Regions from separate parts of the Homo sapiens genome. Here region 1 is linked to region 2. Evidence: chromatin contacts called from ENCODE Hi-C or POLR2A ChIA-PET data. All regions are on one chromosome and are shown on one strand. Each heading gives the region's core, a stretch centred on a gene start or an enhancer-like site at or near the end of the contact. The rest is flanking DNA. Distances are from core to core; before and after follow the strand shown.

The links. A loop is a pair of places that touch in the nucleus more often than their neighbours do. ChIA-PET counts read pairs that join two places held with the same protein, here RNA polymerase II (POLR2A). Pooled maps may share reads with other maps.
Region 1: a pooled map shows a loop between it and region 2 (3-fold over the local background). The contact joins two enhancer-like sites. A Hi-C loop is called at or near these places in 7 of 50 pooled maps. POLR2A ChIA-PET finds 5 or more read pairs at or near these places in 3 of 52 experiments (activated B cell, activated CD8-positive, alpha-beta memory T cell and activated T-cell).

What each region holds. Positions count from the first base shown.
Region 1 is chr19:19,589,383-19,596,318 of GRCh38, reverse strand. All of the region lies in intron 2 of PBX4 (PBX homeobox 4), which reads left to right. Among named protein-coding and RNA genes, the nearest start is that of PBX4, 26 kb to the left of the region's middle. RefSeq lists enhancers at 3,079-3,703, 4,817-4,866, 5,027-5,186. Within about 2 kb of position 5,063, at least 16 of the 41 ENCODE cell types and tissues checked have a DNase peak (open chromatin) inside an H3K27ac peak, as active enhancers do.
Region 2 is chr19:19,487,919-19,495,162 of GRCh38, reverse strand. GATAD2A (GATA zinc finger domain containing 2A) reads right to left here. Exons shown (of 12, transcript NM_001384528.1): 3 at 2,725-2,857; 4 at 2,451-2,582; 5 at 780-869. Among named protein-coding and RNA genes, the nearest start is that of TSSK6, 24 kb to the left of the region's middle. RefSeq lists enhancers at 4,469-4,763, 4,613-4,862, 5,621-5,900, 5,420-6,203, 5,138-6,337 and 2 more. Within about 2 kb of position 5,367, at least 40 of the 41 ENCODE cell types and tissues checked have a DNase peak (open chromatin) inside an H3K27ac peak, as active enhancers do.

The DNA.
Region 1 (6,936 bases), core at 3,814-6,313, 100 kb before region 2:
CTCCCAGGTTCAAGCATTTCTCCTGCCTCAGCCTCTGAGTAGCTGGGATTATGGTGTGCACCACCACGCCTGGCTAATTTTGTATTTTTAGTAGAGACAGGGTTTCATCATGTTGGCCAGACTCGTCTCAAACTCCTGACCTCAAGTGACCTGCCCGCCTCAGCCTCCCAAAGTGCTGGGATTAGAGATGTGATCCACCGCACCCAGCTTATTTTTATTTTTGAGACAGGGTCTCACTCTGTCACCAGGCTGGAATGCAGTGGTGAAGTCACAGCTCATTGCAGCCTCAACCTCCTGGGCTCAAGCAATACTCCCACCTTGGCCTCCCAAAGTGCTGGGATTACATGCATGAGCCACTGTACCTGGCCCACTCCAATATCTTTAATTCTAGTTCACCACAGGGTTCCCACTATTTTTCTCTCTTCCCAGGTTTGTGACTCCTTCCTCCAACAGTGAGAGCCTGCTCCTGTTGTCCTCAGTACTTTTGCTTGTGTAATCAATCTCCCACCTCCTTCACCCCCAAGTATACTTAATCCCCCAGCCAAGCAGACCCCTCCTTGTCCCCACCCCCCAGCAGACTGCTGCTGCTGACAGCCCCCACATGATATGCCCCCTGTTGGTCTCCAACACCCAGTGCCAGGTCATCCTCCCGACGGGGCCAGATGCTGGGCTGTGATGCCCCTGGCTTCCTGCCCACCTCATATGCCTCTCATGGGTATGTAAATATCTGATGACCTGTCTTATCTGTTCCTTATTTAAATTGTGGGGAGCAGATGCCATGGAAATGGAAACACAAAGGTTAGGCTTTCCTGGGGAACCAGACACACAAGTTTCTTGTTAGCGGTGAACTGGTTTTAAGCAAATTTGCCCTCAACTCCCTGGCAGCACTCCCTGATGGTGCTTCAGCATTCGTGTGGTAAGCTGGACAAGCGGGGGCCCTGTACCCGAATGAGCCCCAAGTACTGCAGGCTGAGGGAAGCCGCTCAGAAGGACACAGCCAATGTGTATCCACCCCCTGGAGACACTGGCTGTGGTCACGTGTTTCTTAGTATTGTGGAATTGTGTAATGTTGGTCCCTTTCACTTTTCACCTAATAAAAATAAGCCAGTGTCAGGACCACTTGCTGAGGCATGTGTACCAATAGGCACAGGCAGCCCAAGTTGTCCCTTGCTCACCCCTGACCCTGACCCCAGGAAGCAGCCTTTGGGGGCTCCCCACTGCCCACAGCGGATGTTTAGCAATGCAACATCTGGAATTTAGTAATAATAAAAAACTATTTTAAAAAGTACTTTTTAAAGGCTGGGTGCGGTGGCTCACGCCTGTAATCCCAGCACTTTGGGAGGCCGAGGCAGTTGGACCACCTGAGATCAGGAGTTCGAGACCAGCCTGACCAACATGATGAAACCCCGTCTCTACTAAAAATACAAAAATTAGCTGGGCGTGGTGGCATGCGCCTGTAATCCCAGTTACTCAGGAGGCTGAGGCAGGAGTATCACTTGAACCCAGGAGGCAGAGGTTGCAGTGAGATGACATTGCGCCACTGCACTCCAGCCTGGGTGACAGAGTGAGACCCTGTCTAAAAAAAAAAAGTACTTTAATCAACTGTAGTCTCAGGAAGCTGTCATTCTTGACCTTCCTACCAGTGAGCTGCTGGGGCTGAACGAGAAACCAATTTTTGAGAGTGTGGGTGTTCAGCCTGGGCACGCCTCTTCATAATTCCATCTGCCCCTGTGTGGATGTTACTGCATGAGTCTGTTAGTCTCAAATTCAGCAGTTTCAGGAGGGAAAACAAGAGTTGATACCAACTGTTGCCAGTGCAGCTGAGATGTCTGTCCATTTCAACCGCTGGTGTCGCCCCACCTCCCTACCCCCATCTGCCTAGGCTTTGAGGGCCATGCTCAGGACTCTTTTTTTTTTTTTTTTAGACAGAGTTTCACTCTTGTTGCCTAGGCTGGAGTGCAATGGCGCAATCTCGGCTCACTGCCTCCCAGGTTCAAGCAATTTTCCTGCCTCAGCCTCCCGAGTAGTTGGGATTACAGGCATCTGCCACCACACCCGGCTAATTTTTTGTATTTAGTAGAGACAGGGTTTCACCCTGTTGGTCAGGCTGGTCTTGAACTCTTGACCTCAGGTGATCCGCCCGCCTCGGCCTCCCAAAGTGCTGGGATTACAGCCATGTGCCACCATGCCCGGCGACATTTTTAATTTTTTATTTTTTATTTTTTTTTTTTTTTAATTAAGACACAGAGTCTCACTGTGTTGCCCAGATTGGCTTCAAACTCCTGGGCTCAAGTGATCCTCACACCTCAGCTTCCGCACACACCACCATGTCTAGGGGTCGCTGAGGACTATTTTTGGGGGGATGAGGTCTTAGTATGTTGCCCAGGTTGGCCTTGAACTCCTGAGCTCAAGTGATCCTCCTGCCTCAGCCTCCCAAGGTGTGGGGTTACAGGCAGGCGCCACTGTGCCTGGCCACTCAGGACTTTTGATTCCTCCAAGCTGAGTCCCAAGGCCGCTGCAGGGCTCAGAGCACCGGCCACCTGGGCATTTCCTTGGAAGCTAATGCTTTCTTCCCACTGACTGGCTCAAACATCTGGGTACAGGGTATGTTTTGGGGTACAGTAGGACAGGGATGAGACAGCAACTGCTCCTCCCTGAAATGCACAAGCCTGGAGCTGAGGGATGCCTGTTCCTGAGTGTCACCTGGAGTGTCCAGGTATCTTTTTATATCAGGAAGTGCAGTCAGTGAGTGCTGTGGGTCCCACCTGTGGGCCACCTGCCTTGATGTCAGGAACACCTCAGCCTTCTAGTCTCGGAGACAAACCAGCCAGTGGCAGGAAAGTAAACAGGATTTCGATTCTGCTCCATCTGTCCTCATCCCGTGACTAGGAATGGCCAAGTCTCAGCCCAGAGGAAACTGTTCATGGTCCTGATCCTGCACCCTGTGGTACCCACGGGCCGCCTCTTGAAGGGCAATCCCATGAGCCGGGGTCCTGGCGTGCTTCTCGATTTAACCCACAGTTCTCACATTTCCCTCTGGCTGAAGTCTGCAGCAGGCCTTATGGTAAAGACCAAACTTCCACAGAGCATTTAAAGCCTGGTGGGGCAGGACATGGTGGCTCACACTTATAATCCCAGTACTTTGGAATCGCTTGAGCCCAAGAGTATGAGACCAACCTGGGCAACACAGTAAGACCCTGTCTCTACAACAACAACAACGGCAAAGATTAAGTCTGGTGGGTATTGATGGAGCCTGGGCAGGCAGCTCGGGGCTTCCTCGAGTTGTTCCCCAGAGCCCTGCACAGCCTCGGGCAGACCCTTTTCTCCCGTTTTACAGATGGGCAGTGGGAAGCTCTAAGAGACAGGGGCCTCCCCAGGGCACACCAGTCACCCACAGCCAGGCTGCATGCCGCCCCACCCCGTACACTGTCCTCACTCATGAAAGGGACCCAGGGCCTGTCCCTCATGGCCGGCACTCATGGGCCCCACACACCCACCTGTGTCATCTGAACAATGACCATTCCTGGCCAGCGCAGGGTCTAGGATGCGCTATGTTCTCAGGGTCTGTCCCGGTGCCTTTCTGTTTTTGTTGATTGAAAAACTGTTTCTGGTGACTGATACATACTAACTGAAATCCCTTTCATCCAGTTCCCCTTATGAGGTTCAGAAGATTCAGTGTCTGGGGGCCTGACTTAGAACACAGGGCTTATCACTCACAGCAGCCTGAAAAGAACGTGGTCCTCCATGTAAACCTGGCATCACCGGATGCACTGCCAGCAGTCCCTGGTGAACCCCAGGAATGGCCTGTCGGAGGTATGCAGGCAGGTCCCTCAAAGCTTGTCTCCTGGGGTCAGCTTCACCACACCACAGTGTCTGGGTGTTCCTGCCCTGCGGTGGTCTCTGAAGGCCAAGGACACCCTCAGCGTATGCATTTCCTCCCAAACCCTCCTTCCCAGAAACAGCTGTCCTCCTCGGTGTCTAGAGGAGCTGTTCTGAGAACAAAATAAACCCTGATTAGTTGCAGAGCTTTGAATTTAGCTGGGAGAACCAGATACGGGCCACAGTCCCTTTGCTGAGACCCTGGGACTAGGTATGTTGCAGAATTCGAAAGCGTTGGATTTAAGATGTGTCACGTTGGCCAGGTACAGTGGCTCACGCCTATAATCCCAGCACTTTGGGAGGCTGAGGCAGACGGATCACCTGAGGTCAGGAGTTCGAGACCAGCCTGGCCAATATGGTGAACCACCCCCCCACCTCCCTCACCCACCCATCTCTACTAAAAATACAAAAACTAGCTGGGCATGGTGGCGGGTGCCTATAATCCTAGCTACACGGGAGGCTGAGGCAGAAGAATCACTTGAACCTGGGATGTGAGGTTTGCAGTGAGCTGAGATCACACCACTGCACCCCAGCTTGGGCGACAAAGTGAGACTCTGCCTCTAAAAAAATATAAAAATAAAAAATAAGGTTTGTCACATTGATGTTCCCAGTGAGGACTGAGGCGTGGCCTGAATTCACACAGTGGTGTTTGGCACCAGAGCAGGGACAGCCTGGCACGTTGGAATGTGTCAGGCTTTACCTCCACATGAGCATGAGTGACAGCTTGTGTGAAAAGCTTCGGATCTCAGATCTCGAGTGGGTAGGCAGCTCCGAGGCGGTGTGCTGAGCCCCAGAGGCCCCTTGCAGACCCACTCGGCCATCCCATCCTGGGCCGTTCTTGAGAAGGGGCCTGCTTTGCCTTCTCCACCCTGTGACTGTGTCTCTGGGGAACAAGAAGTTTCTCAGCCAGGGCTGTTGTGCTGCAGGAACCCTTGCTGTGCTGTAGGAACGCACAGAGCCCCATTCAGAGGAGTAAATGTAAATAATGCATAACATCAGGGAATGCCTTTTTGTCTTCCTGACTAATGATTGGCCTTGCTAGTAGTTGGCAGGCATAAGCCATTCTCATTCTTTCCCTTCCTCGTCAGCTGGTCGGATCTGTTGCAATTACAGAATCGGGTTCTGTAAATTCAGCCAGGAAGCTGGGGTGTCATGGTGCTCATGGGGCTTTCCTGGGTCCTAGCAGTCACCCTGAGGCCTATGAGTCACCTCTCTGGAACTGAGATCCTTTTTCTAATTAGCTGTACCCTGGGGCTGAGTCCCATGTACATTTCTTTAGGGTTCTTGTGGGAGTAGACCCCGGCAGCTGGGGGACTTATTCTCCAGGTTGATTGGAGTATCCTTTCCTCCCCTCAGTCTCAGGGTAACTCACAAATTGAGCCCCTGAGTCTCATCAGCTGGGTGGCTCCAGATACTCAACGCAGGGCTGTTTACATTTGAATTAATTAAAACCAAATGCAATTAACCAGTGCATTCCTCAGCCACACCAGCCACATTTCAAGTCTCAGCAGCCACACAGGGCTGGTGCCTCCTATAATAGAAAGGTCTAGAACATCCTATCATTGCCAAAGTGTCTGTTGGACAGAGAAGTGGATCATTGTATATAAATATACAGATTAAGGAATCTGAAAACAACCTGATGTCCATGATAACTAGAAAAACAAAATGTGTGTCCAGGCGCCATGGCTCACACCTGTAATTCCAGCACTTTGGGAGGCCAAGGTGGGGGGATCATTTGAGGTCAGGGGTTCGAGACCAGCCTGGCCAACATGGTGAAACCCCGTCTCTACTAAAAATATAAAAATTAGCTGGGCGTGGTGGCATATGCCTGTAATCCCAGCTAATCGGGAGGCTGAGGCGCGAGAATCACTTGCACCTGGGAGGCGGAGGTTGCAGTGAGCGGAGATCACGCCACTGTACTCCAGCCTAGGTGACAGAGCAAGACTCTCTCTCAAAAAAAAAAAAAAAAGAAAGAAAACAAAACAAAACGTGGTCCATCCATGCAATGGAGTATTATTCAGCCATAAAGAGGAATGAAGTATTGGCACAGGCTGCAACATGGGTGCACCTTGAAAACATGATGCTGGGTAGGAGAAGCCAGATGTGAAGTGTCACATCACATGCTGTGTGATTCCATCAATATGAAGAGTCCAGATCAGGCAAATCCATAGAGACAGGAAGACTCGTGGTTGTCCCGGGGCTAGGGAGGGGGCGTAAAGAGTGACTGCTCATAGAGACGGGGTATCTTTAGGGAGGATGAGAATGTTAGCTAGTGGTGGTGGTCGCACAACCTTGGAAATAAACTAAAAACCACTGAAGTATTCACTTTAAGCAGATGAATTATATGGCATGTGAATTATATCTCAATAAAGCTTACCTCAAGGATTGAGGGTCTTTGGTAGGGGCCGTATCTAAAACAGTGTGCCTGTAGCTTAAGGCCTTAGTGCACATACACATTCTTATGAATTAGCACTTCTTTGCTGCCTCTTAGGGCTTAACCACTGACGGAAACTGTCTTGTGTGCTTGCACTTTTCTGGTTTGTCTTCTGACCTCTGACTCCTTTCCTGGAAGACCAGCATCAAGAAAGCACAAGGCAGATCTGTGGTTCATCTCTGCCCTGTTGTGGGATTGGCACACCGTAGATACTAGGGAGCTTCTTTTTTTCTTTTGAGATGGAGTCTCGCTCTGTCACCCAGGCTGGAGTGCAATCGTGCGATCTCGGCTCACTGCAACCTCCACTTCCCGGGTTCAAGCGGGTCTCCTGCCTCAGCCTCCCAAGTAGCTGGGATTACAGGTGCCCGCCACCATGCCCAACTAATTTTTGTATTTTTAGTAGAGATGGGATTTCACCGCGTTGGCCAGGCTGGTTTCGAACTCCTGACCTCAGGTAATCCACCCGCCTCGGCCTCCCAAAGTGCTGGGATTTACAGGCATGAGCCACCGTGCCTGACCAGAACTTTTTTTTCTTTCTTTTTCTTTGTCTTTAGTTATTTATTTATTTATTTTAGACAGAGTCTCGCTCAGTTGCCCAGGCTGGAGTGCAGTGGTGCAATCTC
Region 2 (7,244 bases), core at 4,118-6,617:
TTACCCAGGCATGGTGGTGTGTGCCTGTAATCCTGGCTACTTGGGAGGCTGAGGCAGGAGGATGGCTTAAGCCTAGAAGGCAGAGGCTACAGTCAGCTGAGATCGTGCCACTGCACTCCAGCCTGGGTAACAGAGCAAGACCCTGTCTCAAACAAACTAACAAGGCAAACGTATAACACAAAATTAAGAAAGATGACTACTGATTCTAGATACTGGAACAAGGAATAGTGACTCCACCCAGAGCCGTGCAAACCTGGGCTCACTCCTGAGTGAGTCCCACCAACGTGGCAGTTCATTCTCACGTGACACTGGCCGGCCCACGGCAGGATGGGCATGGTCACCCCCTAGAGCAAGCTGAGGGCTCAGGCCTGTTTGAGAGGGAGGGGCAGGAGGGCCTCTTCTGACCTCAGCCATATGGCTGGGAGAAAACCTCTGCCCCTCACCTGGAGGCCCTGGAAGGAGGCTCTCTGGCCGGAAGAGTCAACACGAAGGGAGATCAGGCTTGCTAGGGGCGCTCACTGGAAAGCCCCCTTCCAGTGTTGGCCATGATTTCTGTCTGTGACATTAACAGTGGCCTACTTTGGGCCGTGGGGCTTGGAAAGTGCACGTGTGCTTCTTCCCCTAGGCTGTGGGCTGGAGGGCCTCACTCCAGCCTACTCAGAAGGAAAGCGCAACCTCTTGCAGAACCTGGGCCAGGGCTGTTTGGGAGCCCGAGGAGCCTGTGCTTGACAGCAGCAGTGCCAGCAGGGCACCCAGTGAGACGCAGAAAGGACACTGACCTGGAGTGATGGCTTGCCAGCAGGAATGTTCTGAGTGCCCCGAACAAGCGGGGGAGGGGTGGTCACGGTGCTCCCAACAGAACCTGTGGGCTGCAAGAGAGCAGGACACCAGGAGGTGAGGGGCCACCGGGCCGGTCCCTCTCCTCACACGGAGTTGCCAAGATTTAATGCTGCCGAAGAGGACTGACTGTCTTCCTCCTCTACGGCATCAGGCGCTCAGAGGTTCTGCTTGAAGGCTGAAAGTGACCCCATCTGCAGTGGGAAGTGACAATTTCTACATGGGCCTAGAAGAGATTTTCCAGCAGCCCCACCCCCTACTCTCAGCATCACTTCTTGGCTGCTCCCTGACACCCACGCAGTATCCTGGCACCCGCTGTGCCCTCTAGGGGACAGAATGGCTGATGGTGGCAGCACTGCTGAGGCAAAGGACCCATGGCCCAGACAGGGAGATCTCAATCTCAGTGAGAAAACGGTGACTCTGGGCACTTTTTAAAGCTGCATGTTCCAGTAGAGAAGGGCCAGTGACAGACTTGGTGTCCCTCCATGAGTTTTCGACAAGTGACAAAGAAATAGAAAAAAGAAACCAGCAGGCTCTTTCCAATCCACTTGCTAACTAGGTAGGTGTAAGGTGGGGGGCGGGGAGGGGGCGCGGGGGCAGTGGGGGCAGGGTTTCAAAAAACAAACCCCAAGCCAGAGCAGAGAGAGTCCTGTCCTTCCTTCAGCTCCTGCTGCCCAGAACACACTTACTTTCTGGGTCACTGAGGCAATGACTAAAGTACTTGGAAGGTCGGAGTTTCCCAGAACAGAGCACTCAAAAAGCCTAACAAAATAAACTTAACCTCGCTGCCCATTAAGCTGCATCTAGAAGCAGCGCAACAGCGAGCTTCGGGCTCCAGGGAAGAAGAAACAGAAGCAGGACCCTCCCGACAGTTGGGGCTGAGATCCACGGGAGCTCAGCACACTTGCAGCTGGGAGGGGACTGAGACGCACACAGCAGGAGGGATGATGGTAGAGACTGGGGCATCCCCTGCGCCCACAGTGCAGGCGGCCTTTCTGCACAGAGTGCTTCACCCAGAAACATGCTTCCAGCGGCACCAGACATCTGTGCTCCACTTCCTTGACACCTGTTGTCTAAGTGAGCTTTAGGGCGGGCACAGTGGCTCACGCCTGTAATCCCAGCACTTTGGGAGGCCCGTGTGGGCGGATCACGAGGTCAAGAGATCCAGACCATCCTGGCCAATGTGGTGAAACCCCGTCTCCACTAAAAACACAAAAATTAGCTGGGTGTGGTGGCACGCGCCTGTAGTCCCAGCTACTCGGGAGGCTGAGGCGGGAGAATCACCTGAACCCAGGAGGCAGAGGTTGCAGTGAGCCAAGGTTGCGTCAATGCACTCCAGCCTGGCGACAGAGTGAGATTCCATCTCAAAAAAAAAAAAAAAAAAGTGAGCTTTAGACCCTCAGAACCAGAATACTCTAGACTGAAATTCACTTTAACATCTTGTAAGCTGAATCCAAAATGCACACTGGAGTCCACAAATGCGGGAGTGGGACCTTGCCCTATACTCCCTCAAGGAAGCCCTTTCACCTTTCTGGCCGCTGACATTGATGAGGGGATCAAGGCAAGGCCAGGCGCTCCTGCTGGCCCAGGAAGGAGGGGAGACAGGCACGCACCTTCTGGGCGGTGGCTTCCTTTTGTATTTGACTCTGCCGCAACTTTTTCAACAACACGAGTTTTGCTTCTTCTAACCTCAATTCTTCCTTCAGCTGCTTGATCATCCTTTCTCGTTCTTCAGGACTGCTTTTCTGCAGGGGCGAGAGGAACAGGGTTGAGAGGGAGCGTCCTTGGTGAGGAGCAGAGGCCCTGCCATCACTAGCTCCACCTGAGGGTGTCATGAGTAGGAAGGGCACAGTGGGGCTCCGGCGGCAGCGCCAACACGTGGCTCACCATGAGGGCCTCGGTGCTAGTCTCCTTCAAGGCCACCGTGGTCAGCCCATTCACTCTCGGGCTCGAGGGCTGCTCGTTGTCGGAGAGCACAATCACGTCAGGTGAGGGGGGTCTCCTCTCGGACTTCATGTCACTGTGGGGTGGAGACAGTAGTGACCAGAGCGCCCTTGACAGCTGGACCCAGTGCCCACCCCTGTGGACACATGGCAGGGAGCTGAGACCTCCCCGTCTGTTCCCTGTCTGCCCTGCATCCTCCACATCCCCTGCCCTGCCCCATGGCTCCCAGGCTGCCTCCTTCTTCTTACCCACACGTCATAGGGCACCCAATCCCAGTGCCCAGGTGGGCACCCTGATGGTAGGGACTTCATGCCTGCCGCCATGTCGCCAGGGCTGAGGGTGCGTATGCCCCTGAGCATGACATGGTGACTTTGGAAAACATGGCTGCTCCCTCTACCGTGTGCCTCGGATCAGGTAAACACTCGGCTCGGGATCCTGGGGCCCTGCTCAGTGTTAGCCATTGTGGGGGCTTGAGCATGCTGGGTCTGATGGCATGTGTGTGCCTCGCCACCAGCCCGCAGCCCCTGGCCATGGTGGAAACCCCTTGAAGGGGAGCCCAGCTCCCTGCGTGAACCAGATTTTCTTCTCTCCACTCAGGCAGGCCAAAGCCCTCACACCTGGCAGCCAACCTGTCCCCAGAAGACCGAGGGGTGTATCCACAGGCTGCCAGCTTGCTCACAAGGTGGCACCAGGTGCTAGATGGCCCTTCTTGGGCCCCACATGGCGGCAGTGGCTGTCTGTTTTGAAACTGACTAGGACACAAGTTCTCTCAAAGACCAGAGACTCTTCACCTGCCTGATCTACTCATGGACTGGTTTCTGGCTGGCTGCCTCCAGCCCCACGTGGATGCCAAGGTCATTCTGCCTGTTACCCTGCTGCCCACTCCGTAAGTCCCAGCTCAAAACTGCAACATGAGACAGTTCTCATGATTCCAGCCCCCACACCTTTTTCTTTCTAATGAATTTGCCACGGTCTGGGGAGCTCACTTCCACCTGTGAACTTGACCTAAGGCCTGTTCCTCCCCTTTTCACCGTCGGCCCACGGCATCTCACTACCAGTTGGGAAGCACCAGGGGACAATCGGGGAAGTACTTGCAGGCTTTCCTCTTTTGTTATTTTGTCAAAGTATGGTCACAAACGTCTAAGAGTGTGGCTGATGAGCTGCTGTTATTCATCAGAACTGGGAAACAGTGAATATCCATTCTGTGCTAACTGCAGGCCAGGCTCCGAGACAAGTGCTCAAGGCACCCCAAGTCATTTGACCCAGGCAGGAACACACTAGTCTGATTTTCCCTTTCCTGTGAACGATCCTCTAGGATGTATGTGTACAGCTGACACTACTGAAGGCGCAAGGCTGAACACCTGCTGTGGTGTCGCTGACCCAACGCAAGTCCCAAAGATGGCACTTTGTCCCCAACCAAGCAGCTCCATTTGCTGACGGCACAAGGCAAACTGTCCCTGATGATCTGGGTTCATTGTATTCTCTTTCTTCTTTTTTGAGATGGAGTCTTGCTCTGTCGCCCAGGCTGGAGTGCCGTAGTGCAATCTCGGCTCACTGCAACCTCCACCTCCCCGGTTCAGGTGATTCTCCTGCCTCAGCCTCCTGAGTAGCTGGATTACAGGCATGCACCATCATGCCGGGCTAATTTTTTTTTTGTATTTTTGTACAGACAGGGTTTCACCATGCTGGCCAGGGTGGTCTTGAACTCCTGACCTCAGATGATCCGCCCGCCTCGGCCTCATTGTACATTCATCGAAGTGAATCAAGTCCATTTTTTTTGTCAGCAGGAAAACCAGCCAAGGACAGACACGTCCTCTAGGTGGCACTGTGACCCAGAGAACAAACTCGGACAAAGTTAACTGGTTGCCGCAGCTCAAAGTTGTCCTGGCTCTTGCTGTGCCAGGGTCTAGTTGATAATTAGACCCCGGCAGGGTTGAGGAGAGTCGCTAGGATGAAGAACCTGACTCTGCTCTAGCAGCCCTCGGGACCTCTGAGGTCCCCTCCACACCCATGAGCTGCGTCCTCAGGGAAGGGTAGACACAGAGCACCAGAGGTTAAGGCTTCACCAATGCTACCCTGGACTCGCCAGATGCTGGACTCAGGAACCGCTTTACTTGCTCTCCTCTGGTCCCTCCTAATTCCACCCACCACAGCTACGTGGTGGCTGTACCTGAACGCTGGTCCTAGCCCTGATGAAGCAGCTTCTCACCAGAGACCTGGGCGTGGACAGAAAGGTACGATTTCGAAGTATACAATCCCCCAGGCAAGGGGTTATCAGCCCACATTCTGAAGCCCAGAACCGGGTAGTTTGTTTCTAAAGTAACCCAGGACACCTCACTCAGGTCTTAGCAAACCGCCAGCATGTCTCTCCTTGCTGCCGGCCCCATGCCGCCCAAGATCGACTTTCAAGGTGACCTCAGGGCTCTAATTCCAGGTTCCCTGGACGTGTACACACACTGAGCACCTCAGAGGCAGGCAGTCCCAAGGCTTCAGCACAGAGGTGCAGCAGCTGGCCTCCACCCAGGTGGCCTCCAAAGTGAACAGGGGAGCAGGGGGCCAAGGCAGCATCTTGTATAGAGTTACAGACACAATTCCTGGGCTAGCATGAGCTGAAATGAAATGACAGCCAAGCTCTAAGGGACTTAACCCTTCTTATCATCTTATTGAGGGCGTGTGCTTCTTCCAGAGGTGAGATGTCTAATAAAATTCAAACCTGCCTGAAGGAAGAGGGTAGGCGAGGGGTCCAGACCACCTAGCAGCTGAAGCTGCCTGAGAGGGCTGCTCTGCCCACAGCGCTCCCTGGCCCCATCTTGGCCTGCGACTAATCAATAACTCATCCAAGAGATGATGTCACCACCCATCAATGATCACTCAGCATCCCAGCAGCCAGCAGGGAGTGAACTTCCTGTATGCTAATCAGGCCACCAAAAAGTCATGTGACAAAGGCATTTCCCTCCTTGGTCACATGACCCTTTAACTGTGCCTTCCAACGTGAAAACCATGGCAACGGCCAGTTCCAACCGGTTTGTGACACGCAGCCTTCATTTTGAGAAGGGAGGTAAAGGTTCAGGTACTGTCAGAAAATGGAGGCGCCAGGCTCACCCCAGGGCTGTGGAGCTGCAGGCACTTCCTGTGTGGCGCCAGCCCACAGGGGACTGTTGCTGCACCACAGGCTCCAGTCACCTCTACATACACCGCACACAGCAGGGTCACTGGCCCCTCTAAGTTTCTAAAATGAAAAACTTTGTTAAGCTCACTTTTTAAAGGAGAGAGGCTTTAAGAGTCTCAGTACTTTCTAAAAGAGATCTTTAATTCAGGAAAAAGAGCATGTGGCTCAAAATGATTGCAGGCATTATTTCAGGGAAATATTTAATTATAAAAACTGTCTAAAGTAAACAAAACCAGTGGAAATCTAGCCCAACATGCTGAGAGGGATGGCATCGTGGCCCAGGGACAGCGTCTGCCATTCACTCCACAGCAGCCGTCCCGGGCACCAAGTTTATTTGGAAGTGATGTGATAGTTCAGGACAAATCCCATAAGCCCGTCCTGCCCATCTTGAGAAGCCTTAATGTAAAACGTAGTGATCAAGAGATTTTATGTGACCTACAAAAATCCCTGGAAGCAGGCCAGGCTGTTATCAGCGTAAATGGTCTCACCCGCTCGCTGACACGCACCACCCCCACTCCCTGACCCGCTGGCACTGGCCCTGACCTCACAAGCACAGAAATTCTGTTACCTGCCAGGAACTTCCATAGAATTTCCTGGAGGAGAGGCCGGGATTATAAACTTAAATTGAGACACGATCCCACTTCCACAGCAAAAGGTTATGGCTTTCAGCTGCTCAGCAACCAGCGGCCAGTACGTGGTTAATATTTAGTGTCCCCTCAGCCAGTGCCGGGAAGGAGCTGTCCTTGGAGGCTGGGACCTTTGTGGTTCTCTGAACAGGCCTGCCTGGTATGCAGGAAAGACATACCCCTCTCCCTCATTCATTCATTCATTCATTCCTTACATCTGCTGAGAGCTCATTTAAAAAGCAGGTGCTATAGCAGGCAGTGGGGAGGAACCCCTGGATAAAAGGAATTTCTGTCCTTAGGGTTCAGTCTACCAGGATGGACAGACACAACAGGGGAGCGGCAGGTGGGGGCAAGGCTGTAGGTGGGCTTGGGGCTGGCCCCGTGAATGTCTGACCACCGCTGTCACCGCCATAGCAGCAGGGCAGCTTCTCCGGAACTTGTATAAATGAAGCGTGTCCTCCTTGCCCCAGACCTGCTTGATCAAAGTCTGTATTTCAGCAAGATCCCCCAAGTCTTGCACACACTAGGGAAGTTAGGGATGACCATGACCTGTAGCTCGTGAGGCCTCGGTACAAGAAATCCTCCTCCAGGCTGGCTTGGGGAGACAGGCAGGGCCCAGCAATGCCTTCTCCAGCCACAGAACCATTTCCCACTAGAACCTTTCCTCC